2 separate regions of the Mus musculus genome follow, and region 2 is linked to region 1. The links are chromatin loops, found by intact Hi-C in ENCODE. Cell type or tissue: left cerebral cortex. All regions are shown on one strand. Each heading gives the region's core, and the rest is flanking DNA. Links, peaks and the distances in the headings are about the cores only. Region 1 has its middle 60 kb from the start of Gm46033. Region 2 has its middle 66 kb from the start of Gm35392.

Region 1 (2,923 bases), core at 224-2,723:
AGGACCCTGGAGCATAATCAAAATACAAGGTGTGTGTGGATTCATGAGACCTGGGAGAAGAAAAACTGTCTACTTACACATGCAACATCTCAGAATTGGATAAAAAGAACAAAGAAAGTACAACAAGCTTGCATGGGGATTTCACTCAGGGGGAAACACTTGCCTTCCATGAACATAAGGACCCGGATTCAATCCTAAGTATGGAAAAACAAACAAACAACAACAGGGATTTGCAAACCTTGGTGGGAAAAAGAAACAGGGGAGAAATACACAAATAACAACACAGTGGAAATAAAGAACCCACGCACAGGAAAGCTGTGAACCAGGAGAGGGGAGAAACACTATGTTTCAAATTAATCTGAGACCTATGGTTGTAGTTAAATGGATCATTAATATATGATAGTAAAAAGACTAGTGAATAAAGGACAATTACTTATATGTATTTATAGCAGATAGTCATTCGCCTGAAATCCTGTTTTGTTTTGTTTTGGTTTTTTGTTTTGCAGTAAGCTCCTTTTTGAAATATGTCTTTTGGAAATGCATTCTTTACCATAACAGCACATTCATCCTAATGTCAGTATTACCTTCATGTCTTGATATTTTTACTACGTCATATTCTAAATTCACCCAAGTTGAGTTTGATCTTAGAGACACTGCTGTATATAGGACAAAATCTCACTGTGTGATTGTATGGGTGGGTGTTGTGTTATCATTATGGAAGATTTAAAACGAGGGCTGGCTCGTATCCCTGAGTGTTCTGGGTGCTCTAGCCCTGTGATCAGCTGGCTCCTTGGTCTGGATGGGTTGACACAATGTTCTCTGATAAAAACCATTTACAGAACCAGGCAGGAATCAAGAATGGAGGCACAGTAAGAAACCCTATCCCTCAGTGTGCTCAGGACTACCTCTTCCCCTAACTTTATTCACTGATGATTCACAATACCTCTCAATGGTACGAATGGGGGACCAGTCCTTTAGCACATGGAACATATGGACATGATCTTCATGAAGTAGTACCTGTGTTATGTTTTGTCTGTTTATTCTAGCTAATTATGAGTGTCTGGAATATTTTTCTAAGTAGTGAGGTTTTAGGTAAGGCCTGTCAGCCATCTTTAACTTCCCTGTATTGAATGCATGTTTTGATAACGACCCTGTTGGTTTTCCATGAAAATACATCCATCAGAGGTGGACACTTGTGAACTTGTGAACTTCCAGGTTACATAGAATGTGTGATGGTTGAGTAAGGCAGGAAGATGTACTCAAAACGCTCCCTTCCTGGAGGCTCCAAAAGTCTGGGATTTCCCTTAGGCATCTCCCAGGCTACAGAATGGAAGTTCAGGTCATAGTACCTTGTTGAATGTCCCTGCTTAAACATGGACATTGGGGTCACAAACCACAAAGCGTTGTGTCAGCATAACTTGTGTATCAGTTCTGTCATGATTTCACAATGACAAACGTGTCCAAAAATAATTTACTTTATAGCAGGCACAAACCTTGTTTCTTAAGTGAGAGGCGGTGCCCAGGAGATATTTGAGGATAAAATATTCAGTGTCTTTTCCGATCATCCCCTGGAGTGAAACACATGGTAATTTAGATGCAATTTTATTTTCTAACCACATTAGTGTTGAGTGTACGCTGAAAGAAAAAGCATTCTGAGCAAAATGGCTTCATCATTTAAAACACTGACCTCAAGTCTAGGTAGAGGACTCCCCCCCCCCCCCCCCCCCCGTTCAGCAGGCATGAAATGAGAACCCTCAAGCCTGTGGTTATTCAGACTCAAAGCATGCTTTCCCTGGGGCATATCTTGTTAAAATACTTTCCACTTTTATGTCTTTGTTCATTTATTAAAAAGTTACTTGTTTTATAAGCATGTGTGTTTTGTCTACATGTAGGTCTATGGATCACATATGTGCCTTGTGTTTATGGAAGCCAGAAAAGGGTCTTTGATCTTCAGAAACTGGAGTTAGAGATGGTTGTGAGCTGCCATGTGGGTGCTGGGAACTGAACCCAAATCCTCCATAAGAGTGGCACGTGCTCTTAAGCACTGAGTCCTCTCTCTAGCCCTATTTGCTCATTCTCAAACTATTCATCTTTAGTCTCTTTTCTGAAAACATGAAATTGCTATCTTTATTCTTTAATTAGAACTCATCCAAATCATCAGAGAAATGGTCACGTGTGCATGCTGCTTTTGCACAAGACCCACGTCAGGCTGCTTAGAATGAATGGCCCGCAACTCCAGCTGCAAGTAACTCAACACTGGACCACTGAGCACCTGCACTCGTGTGCCTTCCCCCCTACACAAAAACAAGTGCATGCACAACATAATTAAAATATCAAAAATGAACCTCTAAAATATTATTAGTTAAAAATCTCCCAAGAGTTGAGAAGTGTATTTTAAGGTTCTATACTATGGCTTCACTTTATTGGATAAAACCTTGGTCCCAAACACCAAACACCTTAGTATAAACTAAATATGACTTAAGTGAACAGTGTGCCCTTAGTGTTATAAATCCTTCCTAACACTGTTTGTTATACTATTGAAAGAGGAGACGACAGTCTGGTGTGTTAACCCTAACAAGTATTCCAATACTTAGGGGGAGGCTGGGGCAGGGAGAGTTTGAGGTCACCCCAGTGAGGTCCTGTCTCCAAGAAAAGGAAAACAAGAAGAAAGGAAAACGAGAAGATAGGATCACAAAGAGTCACAGGTTTTCTATCTGGTTCCTCCATGACTGCCTCCTCACTGGGTCATTGGGTCCTGTGTCCACTCCTAATGTAGCGAGAGGACACTGGGGGCTGAGGGGAACACATGCAGGTATCCAGCTTCTCGGTTGCCCTTTGTAAACAAACATGAGAAGCTGTGAACATGCAGAGCTCTATGGCAGTGGTGGCTGAGGGGCTACTTTGAGAGATAACAAGAACAGAG
Region 2 (2,923 bases), core at 280-2,779, 160 kb after region 1:
CACTCTTCGATGAGATGGGGTTGCACAATGAAATGAAACAATCAAACAAACAAAAAAATAGTGAACAGATTTCTTGGCAAACATTGACTTTGAAAAGGCAGTATTAAGGGGACGAAAACTTGAAATGGATTTTTCTGCTTTATATTGAAATTTGCTTCATTTATATGAATATTTCAGGAGATGCCTTCTGAAGATGTTAAATCTCATTTCACAAGATAAGAAGGAAATAGAAAGGGACCACAAAGTCACCGAGCCTAGTTCTATACACTAGTTCATAAATGAATCACATAAGACATTCTTTCTAGAAAAATAATTGTCATATTTATTCTGATTAACTTTAAGTCTCCCAACATCTGTATGAAATGTGCCAAGGCTTTCCTGTGTGGACTGCACTCCTTGAATCTGGTGGCTACAGGATATAGAAAATTCATTGGGATGCTGTTAGGGAAACCCTGGAAAGCCAACATTGAATGCATATGGTGATTTTAGTATGAGCCAACCTATCAATCACTTTGCCCCCTAGTGCGGACACCCTACTGAATGCCCTATGTACTTAGGTTTGAAACTAGGTCAGTCAGCTCCTAGTTTACAGCCACTTGACGCACTGGGGTCTAGGCTTGGGCAGCTGTCGTGGACCAAGGAAGCACTCTAGGCAAGGGGAGAGAGTATAAAGATCCTGAGAGATGGAGAGATAAGGCCTGCACTTAGGGGCTTACAAGAACATCCTGGATTATCCCAGACATCACAGCATGGCCTAGCACTCCCACTAATGGCCAGAAATGGGAGAGATATGTGCAGGAGCCACAGGAAGCATGTTCATGTGACACAGCCCAGGAGTAAAGTTTTTTGGTGAACAGTACAATAAGGTCAAACCAATCTTCTAGTTATATGCATTCATTGTAAAGAGACCTCTATTGTCAAAGTATCCAGAATCCAATGAATTATTACAGAAGGTGTGCTCCAAGTAGAGAGACATGCAAATCTCAGATTCATCTACATCAATGGGATTCACATTCCTTCATCAATAATGCACTTCTAAGAACACTGTTACTCATTAGTCCAGTCTTCCTTCAGTGTTTACAACCCTCAGGTTCTACCACGTGCTTCCAGTCTCCCAACATCTGTATGAGATGTGCCAAGGCTTTCCTGTGTGGACTGCACTCCTTGAATCTAGTGGCTACAGGATATAGAGAATTCATTGGGATGCTGTTAGGGAAACCCTGGAAAGCCAACATTGAATGCATATGGTGATTTTAGTATGAGCCAACCTATCAATCACTTCGCCCCCTAGTGGGGACACCCTACTGAATGCCCTATGTACTCTATCTTCTCCTGATGAGAAACTTTTCATTTCTATACCCTAAACTCAGGAAGGACTCAAGTATCTTAAGTTAATGCTGAAAAGAAAGAAAGAAAGAGAGAAAGAAAGAAAGAAAGAAAGAAAGAAAGAAAGAAAGAAAGAAAGAAAGAAAGAAAGAAAGAAAGAAAGAAAGAAAGGAGGGAGGGAGGGAGGGAGGGAGGGAGGGAGGGAGGGAGGGAAGAAAGAAAGAAAGAAAGAAAGAAAGAAAGAAAGAAAGAAAGAAAGAAAGAAAGAAAGAAAGAAAGAGAAAAAAAACTATTAAGAGCCAGGGTTCTACTCAGCTGAGAAACTCCTGCACATAAGCACTGTACTACATTGCTTTGATATGCAACTCTGCTCTGTCATATAGAAATGTGGGAGACAGAAGAGGGGGACAACACTGGGGAGTAGAGTGATGGTACTAAAAGTGACTTCCAAGCCAGAAGTGGTCCTAGATACCCAACATCTCGGAACTTGAGAGTCTGAGGCATAAGAACTGCTATGAGTTAGTCGCCAGCCTGTACTACACAGCAAGTGCCAGGCTAAACAAAGCATGACCTTCTCTCAGTACCAAACAAACATTGTGTGTCTCCCAAGTACTATGCCCAAACAAGATAAGAAATCATTATTATTATTAGGATCTTACAGCATCCTAATACAGATAAATGAGAAATTTCAGAAAATATTAAACTTTGGATCCTGGTAAGAATAGAGGGTCCTGAACAAGCAGTAAGGGTTGCAAGACAGATGCAGTTTGACACATCTAAGAGAGCGAAGGCATGCATGCAACTGAATGAGCTATATACTACCAGTATAACCCCAGGAAGGCCCCAAACCTGCAAGTGCTTTCATGATATGGAGTGGCAAGAAAGCTCTCATTGCATGTAGAAATGGGAAAAGGTAAAGCCATCCCAGTAGGCAGTTTGGTGGAGTCTTACAGCTCTGAACACACTGTCAATGAGATGTATCCCCAAAAGCTCATGAATATTGAACTCTTGGTCTGTACTTGGTGGTGCAGTTTGGGAAGGTTATAGAGTCTTGGCATAGTAAGGAATGCCACTGGGAACAGGCTATAGCCCCATCTGGCTTCCTTCTACAAACAACCCAACTCATTTCTTGAGTGGGGATGAGATGTGATCAGCCAGCTCTCAGCTCTTGCTGGCAGGCTTCTCCAAGTGTTGCCAAGTCTTTTCCTCCATGACAGACTCTAACACTCTAGAACTGTAAGCCAAGATACTCCTTTTGCCCAGGTTGCTTTGGGTCATAGTATTTTATCACAGAAACAGAGAGGACTTTCCATCCGGTCCAATAGTCACTGCCTGCATGTTTATCCAAATGATTGAAAACAAAGATCCCCTGACCATGATCTGCCCCAATACAGAATCCAGTGATCCTTCCAAACCATACTCTGGCTCATAGTTTTCGCTGCTTTATGCAACCCAGTGGCCACTAGTGTTCAAAATAGAACCCTATAATGGTCTCCTCAAGGCTGCATGCTGGCTACCATCTTTGTCTCTGAGAGCACCCTCCTTCAAGCCCACAGAAGACACATGGACTCCTGCCTTGGGATTTCATGATTGTTCA

What was found. A loop is a pair of places that touch in the nucleus more often than their neighbours do. Peaks named below come from ENCODE experiments on the same cell type or tissue, not always from the same donor. Only the 100,000 strongest peaks of a DNase experiment are listed, where the experiment ranks them.
Region 2: a loop joins it to region 1, with 1.9 times the contacts of the local background. A loop is called at or near these places in 2 of 42 quality-filtered maps.

What each region holds. Positions count from the first base shown.
Region 1 is chr8:15,468,603-15,471,525 of GRCm38, reverse strand. No RefSeq gene overlaps it. Among named protein-coding and RNA genes, the nearest start is that of Gm46033, 60 kb to the left of the region's middle. In left cerebral cortex, for the core only: no CTCF peak of the experiment used is centred there; a DNase peak (open chromatin) is centred at 1,514.
Region 2 is chr8:15,307,986-15,310,908 of GRCm38, reverse strand. No RefSeq gene overlaps it. Among named protein-coding and RNA genes, the nearest start is that of Gm35392, 66 kb to the left of the region's middle. In left cerebral cortex, for the core only: CTCF peaks have their summits at 1,058 and 1,292 (motif pointing left); a DNase peak (open chromatin) is centred at 2,427.